Regions from separate parts of the Homo sapiens genome. Here region 1 is linked to region 2. A link is a loop called in an ENCODE intact Hi-C map of the cell type or tissue named here. Cell type or tissue: PC-3. All regions are shown on one strand. Links, peaks and the distances in the headings refer to the core of each region. The heading gives the core; the rest is flanking DNA.

Region 1 (5,582 bases), core at 520-4,519, 210 kb after region 2:
TGGGCATCTGTAGTCCCAGCTACTTGGGAGGCTGAGACTGGTGAATTGCTTGAACCCAGGAGATGGAGGTTACAGTGAGCCGAGATCACCTGGGCTACAGGGTGAGACTCCATCAAAGAAAGAGAAGGAAAGAGAAGGGAAGAGAAGAGGAGGGAATAGAAGAGAAGAGGAGAGGAGGGGAGGGGAGGGGAGGGGAGAAGGAAGGAAGAAAGAAGAGAAGAGAGCTAAACAGAGAGAGAGATCTCCATACCTGGAGAGGTTCTCCCCTGGGCCTTGAACTAAGTGTTGATCAGTGTATTTATGTAAGGAAATTATCCATGGCCAGGGAAAGAACCACTCAATAGGAGAAAAGGAAAAAAATCCTTAAAGCTCACACAGAAACAGGAATTGTTTGTATTCCAGTTGTATTCCCCACCAGTCGGTGAGAATCAGAAAATCTCATAATTCAGGGATTTGCCTCAGCAGTATTCTAAGCAAAGCTAGATTAAAGACTACTTTGGTCCTGCATCACAAAGCTTAAAGGCAAGCTTCAAAAGGATCAAATAACTAACAACTTATCTGTGCCTCAGAGAAAAGTTCAAGAACATTTATAGGAATACAGAAATTTCTAGTTCCTCAAAAGGAAAAATTTATGTATTACATCCCATTAAAAATTACCATGCATGCAACGAAGCAGGCAAATACTACACATAATAAAGAGAAAAATCAATCAATTGAAATTGACCAAGAAGTGACACAGATGATTGAATTAGTAATTACAGGATGTTAAAACATTCATTTATTATAATTGTATTCTATATGTTCAAGGAGGCAAAGGATTTTTTCCCCCTAGACAACTAAGATGCTTCAAAGAGTTCTTTATACTTGTCATCCTTGCTTTCTCTCCTCCTGCTTCTCTCAAACCCACTCCAATCAGTTTACATCCACATTCCTCTACACACAGTTCTCAAGGCCATCATGACCTCCGTGTTGTCATGCCCTTGGTCTGTCCTCCATCTTCATCCTCTTCGACCCATGGGCAGCAGTTGACACTTTAGTTCATTCCTTTATTTCTTGAAATTCTTCACTTGCCTTCTAGGACACCACTCGCTCAGGTTTTCTCCTATTTTCTCAGCTACTGCTCTTCTGACCTTTTTGCTTGTTTCTCTTCATCTTCCTGACCTTTAAATTTTGGAATATTCCATGGTTTAGTTCTCAGGTCTTTTTCCTTCCCTATCTATATTCATTCCTGAGGTGATCTTATCTGGTCTCAGGACTAAACACCATCCACACAACTCCCAAATGTACATCTCCATCTCCAGCCTAGATATCTTTCTAAATTCCTGAATTCTGTAATTAAATGTCTAATACGTATTCCAAACTTCACAAGTTGAAAGCACTTGATTTTTCTGACCTAGCTTTGCCCAACTTTTCTTCCTATAGGCTTTCCCATGTCAATACATGTCATACTTCTTCTCAGCCACGAGTCTCAGTCATCCTTGAGATTTTTTCTTTTACAACTCACATCTGCTCCACCAGGAAATCTTGATGCTTCTACTTTCAAAGAGTATCGAGAATTCAACCACTTCCAACCACCTCCACTGTCCCCTCCCCCATATATCTCATATGGATTACTGTCATTACTTCCAGAGTGGTCTTTCTGCTTACACTTTCGCTTATTTCCAGCCTGTTTACCATCCAGCAGCCAGAAAAAATCTTTACGAATTCAAGTCATAACTCATCACTGCTCCACTCAAAGCCCCCCAACACTGTTTATTTCATTGACAGTAAAACCTCACTGGTTTTACAATGGCTGAAAAAGCCCTGCTCAATCTCAGAGCATGGGTTCCACCCAACCCCACCTGCTTCAGCTTCCACCACTTTATTCCTTCCTCTGTCTGCTCCATTGTCACTGGCCTCCTCGCTTGTCCTTAGACATACCAACACACCCTCACCGTTGCACCTCCTGTTCCCTCAGCTTGGAATCATCTTTGGCTGGTAAATCTATGCCCTGTTTCCCTATGTCCTTCAAGTCTCTGCTCAAATGTCTTTTTCTCAGAGAAGCCTTTCCTAATCACCCTGTAGGAGGAGCACATCCTATCTTTTTCTCTAGATTATCAGCTAAATGAATGAATGAATATTCATCTTCTAATGCAATTATCTCTTTAGAGTAGAGATATGGGAGTGGGATCACTGACTCCAAGGATATAGATATTAAAGATATATTTGACATATTTGACCAATTTATGTTCCTATCAACAGAGTACACAACAATGCCATTGCCCCAACCCTCACCAAAAGCAGTCTTGTCAATTGCTTTTATTTTTAGTGAACTGATAGGCAAAATATTTTTTATTCAATTTTTTTTTATTCAAATTTTGGGATTAGTTGCATGTTTTATGTATATTTTATCAAGAATTTGTACATGTATCATTTATGTATATTCCTAGATTATGTTATTTGTTCACTTTTATATTATGATTATTTCTTTTTTTGACTTGTTCAGTGTATTATATCTGTTTAAATTGTAAAAGGAAGAAAAAAGGCAAAATAAAGCTTGAGATTATAGGACATGGAATGTATTTTTCAAAAACAGACACAAATTGAACTTCTAGAGATTAAAATATATATATAATATATTGTATATATTATATATATTATATTATATATCTATATTATATTACATATATTATATAATATATATATACACACATACATATTTTATTTCTAAAACTGTGCATTTAGGCAACAGGGCATAAATAGTGAACTGAAGACCAAATTAATATCGCTTTCTGGCCCAATTAAGTGTACATTTCCATTTTGCCTTTTCTGTAACCTGCTTAGATCCCACCTTGTATTATAGAACACTGAGGAAATCACTTAACTTCTCTGAGCTGTACTTTCTTCACTCATGAAATGGTGGTAACACTAACCTGAAGAAATATTGAGAGAATTAGAAAAAGTCTGTACACGTCATGGGTCAGTAGTCCTAACAAAGATGCCTGTTTGGTGCTGCCTTTGCTGTCCACCACTGCAGGTGTTGAGGAAGCATCTCTCCCACCAGCTTACGCCCACCTGAGCACCAGAACCCCCAGTGGGCTGGGGACAGAAGTTTCCCATTTTCGGTGTCTTAATTTCAGTATCCAAGGACTTCTTCTCAGCTGGTCCCAAGATGTCTAGTAGGCTTCTGAATTAGGTTATCTAACAGCCCTGAGTAATACTTTACTGAATCAAGTATTAAAATTATAAGCAAAAAGAAATAAAACGTGGAAACTACAAGAAACCAAACCTGTCCCGCAGTATATTTTGAAAGACACCTAAAACTATTTTCAATGTAGTATTTTACATTTTTTATTGTGGATTATAAAACATTTACAGGAAATGCCACAAAATTAAATGTATCATTCAATAAATTTTCATAAAGTAAACATGAATGTGGCCACCACCCTGGTCAAAGAAACAGCCGGGTGCTGAATGCTGGGTGCTGGGTGCTGGTGCTAGTGCTGTAGGAGCTTATAGGCACCACAGGAACTTCCCTACATAGCCCCTACCTCTAATCATTATTCTTTCTTCCTCCTCTACAAAAGAAATCACTATCCTGAATTCTAACATTATAATTTAGTTTTGCCTGTTTTTGAGTGTTGTGTAAATAGAATCATATCGTAGATGTTCCTCTATAATTGACATTTTTCTCTCAATACTGTGTTCATGAAATATATGCATGCTACAGTATGTAGCTATAGTTTTTAATTTTTATTGCTGTATAACATTTCTTTGTGTCAATATTCCATAAATAAATAAACTAATAGTTTATTGATCCAGGACACTATTGATTGATCTTTGAGTTATTTCTAGTTTGGGGGATTTTAAAGTAATATTATTATAAACCCTCATGTATCCAACTCTTGGTGTTTCTTTTGTATAATAATCTGACAATAAAGTTTATGGTTCATGGTATATATGTATTATCTATTCTTAGTAGATAATATCAAACAGCAGTTTTCTAGGTGGGTGCACTAATATTCACTCCCACTCACAACCAGTTCCAGGAACTCTACACATTTGCCAACATTTGGTATTGTTGATATCTTGATTTTTATCTACTCTAATACATATGCAGTGGTACATCATTTGGTATTAATTCACATTTTTCTTAAGACTAATAAGGTTTTCCAGGCATATTGGCCATTTCCTAACCTTGCTGGCCATTTGTACATCTTTTGTGAAATGTCTGTTCAAGTCGCTCCAATTTTTTCACTGTTATCTATATTTTGCTTACCAATTTGTATTCATTCTATATATATTCAGGACACAAAAGCCACTTATCAGATATACTTGTGGGAAATATCTTTTCTCCTTTCAGAACTTACTTTTTCCTGTATTTTTTGATAAATAAATAATTTTAATTTAGATAAATTAATAAATCTTTTCCTTTGTGGTTATCTTTCTCTACTGAAGGGAATAAAGCACTTTTTCCTATTATCTTCTGGAAGCATAATTTGTTTTTTACAATTAAGTTTACTATCTTTCTGAAATTAATGTTCATTTATGGTATATGGTAAAGATCAAATTTATATTTTCTATATTGATATTCAATTTACTCAAAACCATTTATAGAAAAGAAACTCTGTACTGCTCTACACTAGCAAATTTGTAATGAATTAAGTGTGCATTTGTGTTTCAGTCTGTTTCTGGGCTCTCTATTTTATTCTACTAGCCTATTTATCAATACTTGAATAAATACCACATTAGCCTGAAATTGTATACTAATTCTTAATATCTTCACCAGAAAGTCCTTCTGTCTTGTTTTCCACTATATAAGTATGTCAGCTAATTTTAGTTCAGTATGTTTCTATGTTTTAGAATTAGCATGTTAAGTGACATACAACATACATACAAACATAAAAATTATTGAAGTATTTTATGGGAATACATAGATACTATAGATCATTTTGAGAAGAAATGACATCTTTACAATATCATTTATTTATTTAGGTCTTCTCTAATTTCTACAAATAATGCTTTATAGTTGTCTTTGAAGCCCTCTCGCATATTATTAACTCAATTTATTTCTAGATAAACTGTATTTTAAATTTCATTGTGGAAAAAATACAACATAAGCAACACCATTCTGAACATAGGAACTGGCAAACAGTTCATGACAAAGATGACAAAAGCAATCACAACAAAGGCAAAAATTGACAAATGGGATCTAATTAAACTAAAGAGCTTCTGCACAGCAAAAGAAACTATCAACAGAGTAAACAATCAACCTACAGAATGGGAGAAAATTTTTGCAAACTATGCATCTGACAAAGGTTTACTATCTAGCATCTATAAGGAACTTAAACAAATCTACAAGAAAAAAACAAACAACCCCATTAAAAAGTGGGCAAAGACCACAAACAGACACTTTTCAATAGATGACATACATGCAGCCAACAAACATACAAAAAAAAGCTCAATATCTCTGATCATTAGAGAAATACAAATCAAAACCACAAGGAGATACCATCTCATTCTAGTCAGAATGGCTATTATTAAAATGTCAAAAAATTAAATGCTGACAAGGTTATGGAGAAAAGGAACGCTTATACACTATT
Region 2 (5,582 bases), core at 968-4,967:
TTTGCAGGCACAGCCAGATTTTCTTTCCCAGTTGAGTATTAGCCAAAATGCTCCTGCTACTTGAGAATGCATGTATCCTAGGCACTAAGCCTTAACTATTTTCAAAGTGTGCATATGATTTATAACAAAGTAGAAACAAATGTGCTTGTATTCTGTAACATTTCCTACCTTGGGATGTTGCACATGTCATTTATTCTGAGAAAAGAAACCTAGTCAAGAACCTGACAAGGAACCTTCACAGGTCTAGAATGTCAACTCTGAGAATCTGTCCTCTGAACAGCCTTCAGCATGACCCAGGAAACCTGGATCTCATGGATAGTCGTGGATGATCATCTGGTATCTCAGACAAGATCCCTCGTTGATCTTTTCAAGGTAGTTAGATTAGGTATTTTTAGATTCCTTCCAGTGCTAAAATCCTATTATTCTATTAATCTAGAAGCTTTTTATAAAGCTTTTCAACAAAAATAAAAATAAAGCTTTTCAAAAATATGTATTTTTTTTTTTTTTGTTGATACTGCAGGGGAACCAAAATACTTGCATTGGAAAGGGTTAACAAAAAGAGTCACACAAAGATAAAGCATCAATAAATAGAAAACTTGCCAGCATAAAGCTAGAGAAATGGCCTTGGTATCTAAGGGACAATCACTTCTTTAAACATAAGCTCCAAGGTCCTGCCAGAAATTCAGTATCCGCATTTTTGTGGTCTCCTTTCTCATAGATTATTATCTTTGGATGCTCTTCTGGTGGGTGGTCCCTTGTGCATAATGGAGACTGTTGATTCTGCAATAGGGCTTGACTTAAAATAATTATGAGTTTGGAATTTTCTAGTACTTAAGGCAGATTTCCTTTTCTAAGAACCTCCCTGTTTTACTTAACCTCCAAAAGGAAGTTTGGAGTACTGCTGGTAAATCAACTTGCTTTTTACTGGGAAATTCCTAGTTTGCCATTTAAAGTTGGCCATTTGCTTTAAAGCAAATTATCAAAGCAGTGGGGCACTTACCTGTATCTTGTTCTCTTAGTTTCAAACGACAGACAAGTTATGGATCTTCTCTGAGGATGCTGGTTCATCTTGGTTGTGATTAACATGAGATGGATTTTATATACTGACCTAAGTGAACTATGCTCCAGTCTTTTAAAAGTTAAGGTTGGCCAAGTTTGGCTGCCGAACAAAGTCACAGTGACCTTCTTTTTAATCTTACATGTACCCTTAAGGTATTAGATAACTGATTAGATATTAGGTATAATATTAGATAACTTAAGGTATTAGATAACTGATTAGATATTAGATATGAATTAGATATTAGATATGAATTAGATAACTGATTAGGTATTAGATATAAATGAGAGGTATTAGATACGAATGAGAGATACTAGATATGATACTAGATATGAATTAGATATTAGATATGAATTAGATAACTGATTAGGTATTAGATATGAATGAGAGGTGGTTGCCCCACTCTAAAACAGAGGTTTGCAAACTACAACCTATGGCTCAAATTGAGTCTGTGGCTTGTTTTTGATAATAAAGTTTTGTTTGAACACAGCCACTCATTTGTTTACATATTATCTGTGGCTAATTTCATACATTGGCACAGTTGAGTAGCTAGTTGCAAAGGACAGAGACTATGTGTCTTGTAAAGCGTCTAACATATTTACTATGTGTCCCTTTACAGAAGAAGTTTGAAGACCCCTATTCTAAAATAATCCCATATGGAGACTGCCGAAAAACCAAAGGCTGAAGTTTTAAGAACTCTGACTTCTGAACAACATTTGATTGTGTTTGCTGTATTTAGAATAGTGTTGTCAAAGTTGAGTTTCCTAGAATGCTTGCTAGTTCTGCAGAATGTCACTAGATCTAACAGAAGAAAAGGGGAATTACAGTCAAATTTGGCAAATTCTGGAATAAGCCAAGTGAAACAGATTTAGTCTTTGTAGCCCTTTTCAGGTCACCAATATATATGACAACTCTACAAAAGAGGATTAGATACAGAATTTCATAAGTCACTTAGTCTTAGAAAACTTTCCTTTTTATGAGACCTTATAGAGTTAATGTTTAAGGAACATACTGTGGGAAAGATGATTTGTTTAGAGCACCAAAATCTGATCATACATTAGATTACCAAATGTGTGTGTCTTCAAGAATGCTTAACTTCAACAATAAGCTGGTTAACAGGAGAAAGGTGATTATCACAGATTTATTTTTACATAAAATTTGAAACTTTCAGTAGCAGTTAGCTCCTCACTGAGAGTGCATTAGGGACAATGTTATAGTGACGTCGCTATGAAGACAGAGCAGACTCGAACTCCATACACGAGACTTCACCTCAATGCAGAGAAATTCTCAGGCCCTTTCTTCACCCCTTACATTTTAAAAAAGCAGAAAGTTAGTGTTCAAATCACAGCCCCCAGTGAATGTTGCTTACTTCTGACCTGAGCACTTAGTATATGAAGGTTATGTGGGTGTCCAAAGGTCTAGGAAAGCCTTATGTGTCCTCTGGGGAAAGTTGCAACGAACAATAGAAAAGTTCCTGAATATCGGGAAATGTTTTCCCAAGATCAAGAGATTTATTGGTATGTGGGAAAGATTCCAAAGCAGCTCTGTTGGCTGAAACATTTCAATTTTGACTGCTAGCTGCCAGTGCCAGTTTTGTTAAAGGGCAATTTCAGTGCATTGGCACACAATGACCTAGGCTGCCTGAGTAACTTAGAACCAGTTAAATTGTGATGATGTTTCCAAAGGCAGAGTTTATTTTGCCAGCACACATATTTTTGAAATTCCTATTGACATTGTCACCTATTTGCCTAACTAAGAAGGTTATTGATAATGAGCCAGGTATGTGTTTGCTCAACCCAAGCAGGACTTAGAAACCAAAACAATTATTCCCCAGTTCAAAGAATCAAAGATTTGTCAGCTCTAGTGAATGACTTCCACCTTAAAGAATACTAGGAATGTGCCTGCTTGCCTATAGAATGACTGCTTTTACACTGGCTGATGTTTTTGCAGCCATATAGAACAGTAACCTTTGCTTAGTATGGGGGAAGGAGCTGAAAGGGATCAGGGTATGCCACCCCAAAATATGTCACTTTGGCATAAGAATTATTTTTGTGATATTTGTTGATTAGTGAATTTATTTAGTAAATATTTACTGAGGGCAGATGTCAGACCAACCATATGTCAGACAATGTGCTTGGTGCTAAGGATAAAACATTCAAAATAACAAACAAACATCCCTGTCCTCAAAGAGGCTTTAATTATGTTGGGAGAAATAGATGTTTTAAAATAAACATATTGTATATAATGAGCCAGGAATGAGGGACTGGGAATGCCAGAGGGATACAATGTCAAATAATGCCCTGGGAGAAGCTACCATTTGAGCAAAGATCTGCAGGAGGCAAGAAAAAGAGCACTGAGACTGTCTAGGGGAAGAATGATTCAGGCAATGGGACCAGCAAGGACAAAGGGCCTGAAGTGAGAGCATGATCAACATATTTGATCCTGAATGAGGAGGCTGGCATTAGTGGAGATGAGCAGGTAGACAAGTGGAGGTAAAGAGATGAGTGAGGTAATCAGTTTCCCTTCAATGCTGCTGTCCGTCTGTCCTCATGGCTCCATTTTCTTTGGCCACCTCTCTTGTCAGTACAGGTGAGCAACCTTCCACTCTTCTAAGTTACCTCGCCTATATGCTGGCAGTAGAGTTCATGTTTCACCTTCTCACGTGTATCTATGCTTTCTTTTCTAACCATGTTGAATTTTTAAAATAAATTGAATGATCATAGTAACAAGACAAAAATATAGTAAAATACTCAAGAGAGGACACATTGGAGCAAATAGACCTGGGTGCAGTTTCTGGATTCACGACTTCCTAGATAGGTCATCCGGGATGAATTATCCAAGTTTGCTGAGCTCATTTCCTCATTGAATGTCTAAATCAGGCAACATACATAGTGCTTATCACAGGCGTTGGCACATGGAAAGTGCTCAATAAATTTAGATTTCCTTAAAGAGTCAGGCAGACTAAAGTTCCAGAATCATCTCCCAACCCACACCACAACCACAACTTTACCAACATCACTCCAATTGCTGATAATGCATACTGGTTCTACTTTGTGGTACTCTGCATAGGATGTGTGTTTATAAAGAGACAATTTGCATTGCTCATGGTAGCACAGAAGTGCCTTGACTAATGGAAACCCTTCATTATTCCAAAAGCAACTTATAGCCATATTTCTCTGATTTTATCATTCCTTCCCTACTCAGAACTCAATCAAAATCTTTGAAATCTTTGAAATTTATGATGGTAATTATTTACAAGTATTTATTATTTAAAGAATTTTGAGACTGATTTTCCTGACAGATGTTCAAATGGTGTGAGTACTGCTGCAGATAGAGAGCTTGCTGTACTGGAAGCTGCATGCAAGTTCTACACAGAATCATTTGTAAGCATTTGCACCAGGGCTGGTGGACATAGCCTCCATATAAAATGGACCAAGAGATAAATTAGACAAGTAGTGTTCGATGCAGACATTCTCCAGCAGTTGACTAAATCCTGCTATGCAGTCCTGCTTCATGGGTTAACCCATGCCTGGCTTCTCCTTTAGTCTTCTACCTCCAGTGTCGTTTCTAAGTAATTTGTTCACCTCTCAGTTTAGTTTTATAGATGATTAAGGTTCTAGTGTTGGTCGGGGGAAGCTACTCAGAAGAGATTGATATATTTAAAATCTGCCAGGATTATGATGATTGAGGTCATTTAATACAATGAAAATTTTGATCTGGTTTTAGCTTTGAACTTGAGAATGTCAGATACCAAAACTATAAGCTGCTTAGGAACAGGCTAGATGAGAAAACATGCTACTTATTTCTCAGATGCTTTCTGTGAATATTAAATCTCAGACCTTGACATTGTGTGCAGCCTTCATGTTGGAAATTATAATTAGAAAATATCACATTAAGGGGACTTTGCTGAGTTATTTATACATTTGTGTCCTTTGGAATTATTGGCTCTGGCCTTCTCTGTGGAGGTAGCTGGGCTTAGCCTTTTCTCTGCGCAGGGGCTCTGGGCATGGGGGGTGCATACCCAGGACACTCGGGTCTGTAAGCTGAAGTATCCTCGCCCTCATGCCCTGGTATTCTCCTCACAATGGATTGCTTCCCATTTCCTTCGAGAGAGCACTGGGTATCAAGTCAGGCTTGTTCTCTTAACACTTGTACTGCCTTAAAAATCTTCTTCTAAAATGCATTTTATGCTTAGGCATTTACACAGAAGTACATTGCACCCTCTGACTCATAATTAGAATTCTTCCTAAAGACCCTGAGATTTCTGTGACTATATTCGTTTGCTCCACTGCTGCAGCAAAATATCATGGATGGGGTAGCTTAAACAACAGAAGCTTATGTTCTCACACTTTTGGAGCCTAGAAGTCCAAGCCCATTCTGAGGCCTCCCTCCTTGGCTTGCAGATGGCCGCCTTCTTGCTGTGTCCTCACACTGTCTTTTTTAGTGCATGTGTTTCTGGTGTCTCTTTTTCTTTTCCTAATCTCCTTTTCTTATAAGACACAAGTCAGATTGCTTGGGGGCCCAC

Evidence for each region. Peaks named below come from ENCODE experiments on the same cell type or tissue, not always from the same donor. Only the 100,000 strongest peaks of a DNase experiment are listed, where the experiment ranks them.
Region 1: a loop joins it to region 2, with 2.0 times the contacts of the local background. A loop is called at or near these places in 1 of 110 quality-filtered maps.

Annotation. Positions count from the first base shown.
Region 1 is chr2:149,774,471-149,780,052 of GRCh38, reverse strand. All of the region lies in intron 2 of MMADHC-DT (MMADHC divergent transcript), which reads right to left. The region is part of intron 3 of LINC01931 (long intergenic non-protein coding RNA 1931); the gene reads left to right. Among named protein-coding and RNA genes, the nearest start is that of LINC01931, 82 kb to the left of the region's middle. In PC-3, for the core only: a CTCF peak has its summit at 2,080; no DNase peak of the experiment used is centred there.
Region 2 is chr2:149,986,892-149,992,473 of GRCh38, reverse strand. No RefSeq gene overlaps it. Among named protein-coding and RNA genes, the nearest start is that of LINC01931, 130 kb to the right of the region's middle. In PC-3, for the core only: no CTCF peak of the experiment used is centred there; a DNase peak (open chromatin) is centred at 2,763; H3K27ac peaks cover 2,427 bases.